Regions from separate parts of the Homo sapiens genome. Here region 1 is linked to region 2. A link is a loop called in an ENCODE intact Hi-C map of the cell type or tissue named here. Cell type or tissue: testis. All regions are shown on one strand. Each heading gives the region's core, and the rest is flanking DNA. Links, peaks and the distances in the headings are about the cores only. Region 1 has its middle 370 kb from the start of MIR4643. Region 2 has its middle 220 kb from the start of MIR4643.

The links. Hi-C counts contacts between places; a loop is a spot of excess contacts. Peaks named below come from ENCODE experiments on the same cell type or tissue, not always from the same donor. Only the 100,000 strongest peaks of a DNase experiment are listed, where the experiment ranks them.
Region 1: it touches region 2 in a loop (7-fold over the local background); 1 of 110 quality-filtered maps calls a loop at or near these places.

The regions. Positions count from the first base shown.
Region 1 is chr6:91,144,577-91,149,962 of GRCh38, forward strand. No RefSeq gene overlaps it. Among named protein-coding and RNA genes, the nearest start is that of MIR4643, 370 kb to the right of the region's middle. In testis, for the core only: no CTCF peak of the experiment used is centred there; no DNase peak of the experiment used is centred there.
Region 2 is chr6:91,296,499-91,301,884 of GRCh38, forward strand. No RefSeq gene overlaps it. Among named protein-coding and RNA genes, the nearest start is that of MIR4643, 220 kb to the right of the region's middle. RefSeq lists enhancers at 1,641-2,233, 2,234-2,825, 2,826-3,418, 3,419-4,009. In testis, for the core only: no CTCF peak of the experiment used is centred there; a DNase peak (open chromatin) is centred at 3,163; H3K27ac peaks cover 1,748 bases.

The sequences.
Region 1 (5,386 bases), core at 276-5,275, 150 kb before region 2:
CTTCTGTACCTATACAAAATATATGGATGTTTTATTTAGAAACATAAAATGTGAATTGATATTAAGAAATTTCCCCCCTTTTCTTCTCAACCAAAGGTATTCTATAGATTACTTTGAAATGAAAATGTTACCTGGGTGTGTGAGCTGAGAGTTTGGACTTTTCATCTGACAATGAATGATACCGTATTTGACCTTGAAGAGGGTACTGGACCTTACCATTGTCTATATGTAGAAGCAGGAATGATTCAGATACCTAATGATTATTAAAAATGCTTTGATGCCTCAAATGAAATAACTACATGCTTTAGAATTAAATATTTAAAATGGATATAATTTCATGATTTTTCATTATTTCATTGTGAAGAAAATGTGTTTCAGGAATTACAAAACTGTCTTAGAGTCAAATATAATAAAGCATAGCATTGTTAATAGGCTTACATAGAAAATTAATAAAAATCCAAATCTAAATTCAGGTTCACTGGGTTTTCATTTTTTAAATCGATTTCTTTTCATGGCTTTTGATATTCTTTCTCCTGTGATTCATCAAAGAGAATAATAAGAGGTATTATTATTGTTGTTTGTGAAGGTAAAACATATTGTGTCATTAGATCAATGTCCTCTCATCAAATTTGGTTATGTCCTGGTTCAGAAGTGCTTATGTAACTTAAGCAAATATAAAATATATTTGATTCTTAGTTTCCTCATCTGTAGAGTTTTTGTGATTTATTAATAAAATAGGGCTTTTATGTTATATAATATCTACATCAGAAGACATTTTGTAAGAATTAGATTAAGATAAGTATAAAATGCTTCTCAAACTCTAATGAGTTATACAATGTATGGCCTTATTTTTGAAGGCAGCATGTGGCCCAAGTAGAGAGGGCATTAATATTAGGCTTACAAGTGTTGACTTTATTTGTTGTGTAATGGGAAAGACCTGAAAGATTTTAGAAAAGGCAGTACAAATGCCAAAGTAGAACTTGGGGAAGATTTAACCTTGCAGCAGTTTGTGTGACAGACCAAGAAACAAATAGAATGATGGTTGTGGTATAGGATAGTTAGAAGACTAGTACAATATTCAGGTGAGAGATAAAGAAGGATCTGAACCAGGTAATTAACTGGGTCTCTTTCTCTCACCCAGGCTGGAACGCAGTGGTGCAATCATTGCTCTCTGCAACATGAAACTCCCGGGCTCAAGCAATCCTTTCACCTTAGCCTCCTGAGTAGCTGGGACTACAGGGACTTGCCACCAAGCCCTGCTAAATTTTTTTTGTATGTTTTTATAGAGATGGGGTCTTGTTATGTTGTTAGGCTGGTCTTGAATTCCTGGGCTGAAGTGATCCTCCTGCCTCAGCCTCCCAAAGTACTTGAATTACAGATGTGAGCCACTGTACCCAGCCAAGTATAATTAAAAAAAAAAAAAAAAATCAGGCCGGGCGCGGTGGCTCACACCTGTAATCCCAGTACTTTGGAAGGCCGAGGCGGGCGGATCACGAGGCCAGGAGATGGAGACCATCCTGGTTAACACAGTGAAACCCCGTCTCTACTAAAAATACAAAAAATTAGCCGGGCGAGGTGGCGGGCGCCTGTAGTCCCAGCTACAAGGGAGGCTGAGGCAGGAGAATGGCGTGAACCCCAGGGGGCAGAGCCTGCAGTGAGCCGAGATCGCGCCACTGCACTCCAGCCTGGGTGACAGCGAGACTCCGTCTCAAAAAAAAAAAAAAAAAAAAAAAAAAAAAAAAAAAAAAAAATCAGGTAGGTGCAAAAGACATAGCAATAGAATCTTTGGGATTTTAAGTTTAAGAATCTTTGAAATTTACACTTTAAGAATGAAGATGAGGCATTAAGAACGAATGAAATATGGCTTAGAAGTTTAAATCTCAGGCATATATGACAAAATTAGAAAATTTAGGAGAGGAAATTGGTGCTTATAAAAGATGATAAATTAGCTTTAGCATATGTTGACTTTGAGGAGTTGGGAGGGCACCCCACTTAATGACAAGAAACATTAAATGAAATCAGAGAGTAGCCTCCTGAGTAGCTGGGACTAAAGGGACTTGCCACCAAGCCCTCCTAAAATTTTTTTGTATGTTTTTGTAGAAATGGGGTCTTGTTATGTTGTTAGGCTGGTCTCGATTCCTGGGCTGAAGTGATCCTCCTGCCTCAGCCTCCCAAAGTGCTTGGATTACAGATGTGAGCCACTGTACCCAGCGAAGTTAATTAAAAAAAAAAAAATCAGACAGGTGCAAAAGATATAGCAATAGAATCTTTGGGATTTTAAGTTTAAGAATCTTTAAAATTTACAATTTAAGAATGAAGATGATGCATTAAGTAAAGACAATGAAATATGGCTTAGAAGTTTAAATCTCAGGCATACATGACAAAATTAGAAAATTTAGGAGAGGAAACTGGTGCTTATAAAAGATGATAAATTAGCCTTAGAGTATGTTGACTTTGAGGAGTTGGGAGGGCACTCCACTGGTTGAGAGGGCACCCCATTTAATGACAAGAAACATTAAATGAAATCAGAGAAGTGGAAGATCAAGTGATTAGAGGATGAAGAATCATTTGCAAGGGAGTAATAGTAGTAGTCCTGAGAATGACGGTCTTAGATGAGAAAGATACTACAGAGACAGAGGGATAGGTATTATTGTATTAAGAGGTTGTGAGAAAGTGGGGCTCTTGAAAGGGGCTAGAAGGAAGGGTCAGATAAATTAAAGAATAAAAATATTAGTATTATGGATGCCAAAGAATGAAAGATTTGATATTTTCATGGAGATAGGCTGTTCAATTTTTTAAAATATTTTATTGGAGGCCAAGAAGGAAGGGAGGGTGACTATTAGAAATGCCAGTTTTGAGGAGATGATCAGTGAGGAGTGGGAGGTTGGAGATTGTATCTGTTTTCTTCACTATGTCACCATCACCTACTAGGGGCCTCACATACATGAACTATATAGTAAATATTTTTATGAATGAATTCATGGTGAAAACCAGATTGCTAAAGTTCAATAAATGAGTTGGTGACAGGTAATTAAAATTAGAGAATGTAGGCTGCTTTTCTAAGATATTTGCAGTGGTACAAAAATTATATCATGGACATATGTTACTACTACTAATAGCTAAGATTTATTTGTAGCTTTTTATTATTTCATTAGATCTCAGCAATCCTATGAGGGAGGTACTATTATTATCTCTATTTTAAAATTGACAAAACTCAAGCATAGAGAGATTAATAAATTTGCTGAAAGTCCTATAGCTGGTCACGGAAGAAGCTAGGATATATCTGCTCATATCATCCATCTACTTAAAATTCTTCATTAGATTCCACATTGAATCCTAGTGTCTACCACAATGTCTGTCACACTGAGGTGTTTGTTACCTTCCTGCTCATGAAGAGACTGAGACATAGAAATCAAGCCACATGGTCAAGACCTGACAGAGTTAATTTTAGTGGTGGAGATAGAGGTTGACTCAGGCGCGTTGAGTCCAGAGCCCCTGTTTGTAACCACTGTACCACACTGCCTCCAATTACTTTATGCCTGACATGTATGGCTATGTATGAGATTGAGTTTTGATAGAGTATTAAAAAACAGAATTAGAAATAGTAAATTAGGAGAAAAGTAAGTGATTAAAGCAGCAAAGAATGTGATGACAAATATTAAGTCTGGTAGGAGTGGCAGAGTGGGAGAAGTGTAGATAATTCAAATTCTTGGAGAAACAGGGGTTCTGAGTGATGTTGAGATCGGAGACGTGTGCACTAGTGGATGGGTGATGATGGGTAGAACTGCAGGTTATGAATGTTGAACATTTTAACACTTATGACACGAGGGTGTTAAAAAGACTGAATGAGATGAGCTTTTGGAAACAAATTTAGACAAAGAATTCTTTTTTCCAGGCGCAGTGTCTCAGAATTATTGATAGGATCACATGTTACATACTAATGCTATTCACATGATGGGGATGATCGTCTGGGAGTTTATCTGTGGCAGGTGCTAAATCCCATGTTGGTGTCTTCCAGTTCTACAGCTGTGAGTCCAGAGAAGTTCTTCTAGATGTAAGTTCATAGGATTTGCTTAAAAAAAGATCTACAGAACCTAGTCCCACACCTTATAGGTAGGAATCATTCAGTAAATATGTGCATAATGGAAATTGTGCTTGGTAAGGGGACTCCTCTTTCTTCTGAGAAAATGTTACAGCAGGTACCCTCCATTCTTTAATACTTTCTTAAAAGATGTTGATTAATAACTTTCCCAAAGGAAGTCATTTGAGGGACATGTATTCAGTTCATATCTAAGGGATTTTGTTTGGAATTTTAGTGATCAAGGTTGAGATCTCATGGGTAACAGAAGACACTATGTATTCTGGTATTCTATTTAAATAGGACTCCCCTTGAACTTATTGCCACAGTGCACCACTACCTCAAAGCCTGAAATACAGAAACTTGAAATTCTTCCCACTGCTCTGGTGTCTTTCAATGCTTACTTGATGAAACAACCAGTTAATGTATAAGTACAGCTACTGGACTGTGGATTTCAGAAAGAAATGTTCCAAGAATTAGTAGTAGTTATAACTGAAAAGACATAGCCTGACTCTAAGGAGAGAACTGCATTTGAGATTCATTAATCTTACAGGCTGGATTTTTTTCCCCTTCACCCACATGGACACACACACATATGCACACAGGTACACATATACCCTTTCCTCAATGAATCTTTTATCTAAAAACTTGATGTTTTTTCTAAGGCAGACTGCACATCAGGATACATGTAGGACCTCGTGTGATATAAAACATAATTCTTCTTCAACAGGAGACATTTCTTTAGACTCTGATTCATTACTCATTCAGGAAGTTGGGAAAGAGGCAATGAAAGGCAAAAATGAGCCACATTTTAACATAACAGATAGTCAACTTCCATAGACTTTTGTGTCCTCCTTCAGAGATTTTTTCCCCTCTTCGAAACTTTTGCAGATAAAGTTTTTAACTATGCTGTATTAGCCTCAGTGATAACCCAGTGAGGGTCAGTCTATAACTGCCTCTTGGATTGCAAGAGAACAGAAGTTAGAGTCGAACTAATAGCATGCAGGGAGTTCAGTGCTTTTGCTGCTTTGAAGCCTGTCTGTCAATTTTTCTTAAAATACACACGTACATACACTGCCTTCGGTCCTTTCACTGACTGATTAATGTGGCTCTGTTCCTCCAGGCTAACACATACCGCACTCTCCTTGTTTCTAGCAGCCAAGCCCCTCTGGTGTTGCCCAAATTATACCTGGTTCTCTTCTACGAATTATTGTGATGATTAAGAACGTTTGATGATATACCATTTTTTGGATTCCAGACCTCCTGTCAGATAATAGAGTCAGAAGAGTGGGGCTGCTACAGTTATTC
Region 2 (5,386 bases), core at 215-5,214:
ATTTTCTTTATCCAGTCTATCATTGATGGACATATGGGTTGGTTCCAAGTCTTTGTTATTGTGAATAGTGCTGCAATAAACATATGCGTGCATGTGTCTTTATAGTAGAATGATTTATAATTCTTTGTGTATATGCCCAGTAATGGGATTGCTGGGTCAAATGGTATTTCTAGTTCTAGAGCCTTGAGGAATCGCCACACTGTCTTCCACAGTGTGGAAGATCAGTTTGGTTGAACTAATTTATACTCCTACCAACAGTGTAAAAGTGTTTCTATTTCTCCACATCCTCCCCAGCATCTGTCGTTTCCTGACTTTTTATCGATCTCAATTCTAACTGGAGTGAGATAATATCTCACAATGGTTTTGATTTGCATTTCTCTAATGATCAGTGATGATGAGTTTTTTTTCATATGTTTGTTGTATATGTTTGTTGGCCACATAAATGTCTTCTTTTGAGAAGTGTCTGTTCATATTTTTTGCCCACTTTTTGATGGGGTTGTTCACTTTTTTTCTTGTAAATTTGTTTAAGTTCCATGTAGATTCTGGGTATTAGCCCTTTGTGAGATAGATTACAAAAATTTTCTCACATTCTGTAGGTTGCCTGTTCACTCTGATGATAGTTTCTTTTGCTGTTCAGAAGCTCTTTAGTTTAATTAGATCCCATTTGTCAATTATGGCTTTTGTTGCAATTGTTTTTGGTGTTTTAGTCATGAAGTCTTTGCCCACACCTATGTTCTGAATGGTATTGCCTAGGCTTTCTTCTAGGGTTTTTATGGTTTTAGGTTCTATGTTTAAGTCTTTAATCCATCTTGAGTTAATTTTTTTATAAGGTGTAAGGAAGGGGTACAGTTTCAGTTTTCTGCATATGGCTAGTCAGTTTTCCCAGCACCGTTTATTAAATAGGGAATCCTTTCCCCATTGCTTGTTTTGTTGAAGATCAGATGGTTGTAGATGTGTGGTGTTATTTCTGAGGCCTCTGTTCTGTTCCATTGGTCTATATATCTGTCTTGGTACCAACACCATGCTGTTTTGGTTACTGTAACCTTGTAGTATAGTTTGAAGTCAGGTAGCATGATGCCTCCAGGTTTGTTCTTTTTACTTAGGATTGTCTTGGCTATATGGGCTCTTTTTTTTGGTTCCATATGAAATTTTAAGTAGTTTTTTCTAGTTCTGAGAAGAAAGTCATTGGTAGCTTAATGGGAATAGCATTGAATCTATAAATTACTTTGGACAATATGGCCATTTTCATGATATTGATTCTTTCTACCCATGAGCATGGAATGTTTTTCCGTTTGTTTGTGTTCTCTCTTATTTCCTTGAGCAGTGGTTTGTAGTTCTCCTTGAAGAAGAGGTCCTTCATGTCCCTTGTAAGTTGTATTCCTAGGTATTTTATTTTCTTTGTAGCAATTAAAATTTTCTTTAAACAATTTTCAACTTTACATTTCTCCATTTTTCACAAGAATATTTGAAAACTCTGATTTTATTTTCTTTAGTTTTGTTTGGCTTTAGAGACTTTACTGTAACAAGGTGATGCCAATTTAATGAACTCAAAGTACGTTGCACATATAAACAACAGCAGAACAAACGTTTCATGCTTGACTGGGATTGTAACTGAAAGAGTTTTGTTTGAACAGTGCAGCTTGGTATATCAGATGGGAGGACTCAGGTCTCCTGAATCAAGGAAAACTTGCTCTGTTAGGCATGGCCACCAAAGTCCATATAAATTCTTTTTTCTCCCTTCAAAATTTGATGATGTTGAGGAAATAGAATTAAAAACACAATCTTCTCTCAATCCAGAAATTTTCTCCACGAAGATAGCAGAAACAAAAACCACCCCACTTTTGCTTTTGAATTAGCATTAAACCATGATGTGATGTTAATCACAATCAGCTGAAAGACTGCAAAATCTCACCCCTCTATATGCCAACCAGTTACGACCCATTGCATACATGCTTTCAATATAAACAATAACTAGTCCATGAGTAAAAAGATTTAACAGCACTATTTGTCTTACATAATTCATCCTCAAATCAACCATTACCAGGATGACTGTCTGTGTTAATTGACTTTACCCAGAGAAAAAAACAAACTTCTCCCATATTTGTGGCAGGATGTAATTTTGTGACTTGCAGCAAGGTGCCCACTGAAGTTAGGTTCCTAATCTCTCAGAGAAACTTGGAGATAGGGGTGCTATACCCCTTGATGTTTACATTTCAAAGAGATGGCTCCTGAATCCTTGAGAAAGGCAATCCTGACTCTTAAAGCTGACAAAAGGCCTATCTGGTTTTCAAAAGGATTTACATACATTTCAAAGAGAAGAGAAGGTACTTATAATTACAAGTTTTCAAATGCAAATGCTCAAAGAGAAAGGGAGAGAGGAGCTCTTTCCTCATTTTCAACAGGCCGAATTAAGCACCTTACTTTTAATTTGCGTTTGTCCTTACAACTACCACTCTTAAATGTGAATTCCTAATTAAGAACCATGAAGCTGACTCATTTCATCAGATAAAGGCTTTTGGTTTTCTCTGCTGTTACGTCAATAAGTTTAAAATATCCAAATTTTCACCCTTATTTTCCCTGCGACCAAGGGTCTACATTTACAGGACAGCTGGGTGGGTTTATCAACAGTCATCAGTTTGTAGTGATAAGCCTGGTACCCAAGGGAACAATAAAATGTGTAAACTTGCCTCCTAATTATATCATATCACCAGCTGAGGCACAGAAACTTGTATTACAGATGTTCAATTAGTTCTTGACTTCCAGTCACTGATTTTGGACTCTAACCTGGACTAAGAAATTTTCATTTTAAGAATGTATGTTCAGTCCTGAGATAGTTACAGGTGTTTGCTGGGAGATTTTGTTCAGAAAGGGGCACTCACAGGGTCGCATTTGATTTGAAGGGTGCTCATCAGGACACACCTGAGGCCATCTGGACCCTCAGTCGTGGTTATGCTCTAAGTGTTTGCCTTCTAGAGAAACAGTTACTTGTACAAGTGTTATTTTCAGAACATTCCTTTGACTTTCTGCATAAATAGGCATCACATCACTTTCTCACTCCACTCCAATTTCTATCTTCTTGAAAAATGAGCAACGTGAACTGGTTGGGGCCAGAGGGGAACGCTCCTGATTCAGCAAGTGGCAGTGGGATACTGAGTGGCCTTGTATGACTCAATATGTTTACTCTTAAAGGGTTGGCTCCCAAGGAGTTGCACAGATAGTTCTTGGGCTTCAGTCAAAGAAAAGAATAACACAGCTGCCCTCAGCAAGGGGGAATTCCAGCATAATGGATTGGCAATGGAAACAGTTTAAACCAATATAAATATAATAGCCACCCACTGAGAGGCAATTTACACACACCAGACCAGCCTTGAAGTGCTGTACTTGGCCAGTGTAATCTACTCAGGGTTATTTTATGAGACTTGATATAAGGAAAATGGGTGAAGAGAAAATGAAAAGTAAGGGAAAGTCGACCAGTCCAAATGACATGCTAAAGCCCCAAACTCCTGCTTCAGGGGCATTGCTGCTTTGTATGACACAGAAAGAATGGTATCTGTCTAGCTCCTTAAGAAGTAATATGTTTTTAAGTGCTAATCTGGCCTGATTTCAGTTCTAATTATGCTGGTAACTGGTGAAATGGCTCTGGACGTTTTACTTCCCTACTCTACTTGATAAAAATAAGGGGTTGTGTTAGAAAGCCAGTCCAAAAAAAGTGCCTGGAACTTGGGCTCTGGAACTCTGGGCGCCATTGCGAGCACCTTTCAAGATGGCTGTGTGAACTTGGGCAAGTTTCTTATCCTCTGTAAGCCTTACTTTCCTCATCTGTACAATGGGGACAATAGTACTACTTTCTTAATACCCTTCTTATAAATATTAAAGGAGATATTCATATGAAAGCACTTTCAACACGTCAAGCCCATGATGAGTACTTACTGAAGGTTAATCATCCTTATAATCAGGAACCTTTATAGTCTCTTCCTGCTTCTAATGTCTAAGATTTTTATAATGCTTTGTCATTTCTATATCATCAACTTTTAACGCCTAAGGGAAATTCTCTTTGAGAAATAGTTATATTTTCTGGCTTCATATTTCTAAAAATAAGATTTATTTGTATGCCTTTAATTCTAAACCTTAAGCATTGTTTCAGAAAAGCTTCTCTTTCCCATGATAAATTCCATCAAATTTGCAGAAATGAAGGGATCTCTACCTCTGTTTATGTTTCAGAGGCTTCCTGAGCGGTAGTCATGTTAAGCCTAGCAGTGAGGGCATACGTTTCTAAAAGTTAGATGATGTTCACCAGAGTGGATCTTTGCATGGATCTTGTAAGATAAAGTTCATGGCCAACATGCCTATAACAAGAGACACATTAACAAGAGAAAAGCATAACAAATTTAGTCAAAGTTTTACATGACATGTAAAGCCTTCAGAAATGAAGATCCAGAGACTTAGGGAAAACTACTTTTTTTTTTTTTTTTTTTTTGCTTAGGTTGAATGAAACATGGATAGCCATGTAGAAATGTGATTGGACAAGAGTATGATCCAATGGTAATAGACTGAGTGGGAAGGAAAACCATTCTAAAAGGCCTTTTGCTCAGATTCTTTTTGCCTCTCCACTGTAACATTTCTTCCTCCAGGAAATATGGGAGGATCTCTCTGGAATGGGAGTTTTTATAATCTACTATCAGACAAGCATAGGTCAGTGAATTTCTTTATGGCAAGCTCCTAGATAGACTGGAGAAGGTTAAAGTAATATTTCTAGGTTTTGTTTTCTAGTTACTATTGTAATCACCTGATGAGTCCCTCTTGCTCATTGTCCAGAAAACCCAATTCACCGAAAGCAGCAGGTTTTCGCAACAGAGAAAAAATATAATAGTCCCAGGGCTGGCCAAGTGACCAGGCAGGAGTTTATTACTATACAAAGGAGTCTCCCCGCAAATTTGGACTATGGATATTTTTAAGGATAATCTGGCAGGCAGGGGCTATGTAATAAGGAATGCTGATTGGCTAGGTTGGGGATGAAATCATAGGGGGTTGAAGCTGTCTTCTTTTTGTCTTCATTTATCGGGTAGGATCACAAAACCAGCTGGTCCAGTTTGCTGGTCTAGGTGGCACCAGCTGGGCTATCAGAAGGCAAGTTCTGATAATTATGTTGAACAGCAATCATAGGTTTTACAGGAGTGATGTTATCTATAGGAGCAATTGAGGAGGTTAGGAATCTTGTGGCCTCTGACTACATGACTCCTGAGCCATAAGTCTAACCTCATGGCTAATTTGTTAGTTTTCCAAGGGTGATTTGATCCCTGAGCAAGTAACAGATTAGTTTCAGGAAGAGGCTGTCATTATCTTCGTATGTATGTATGTATGCATGTATGTATTTGAGACAGGTACT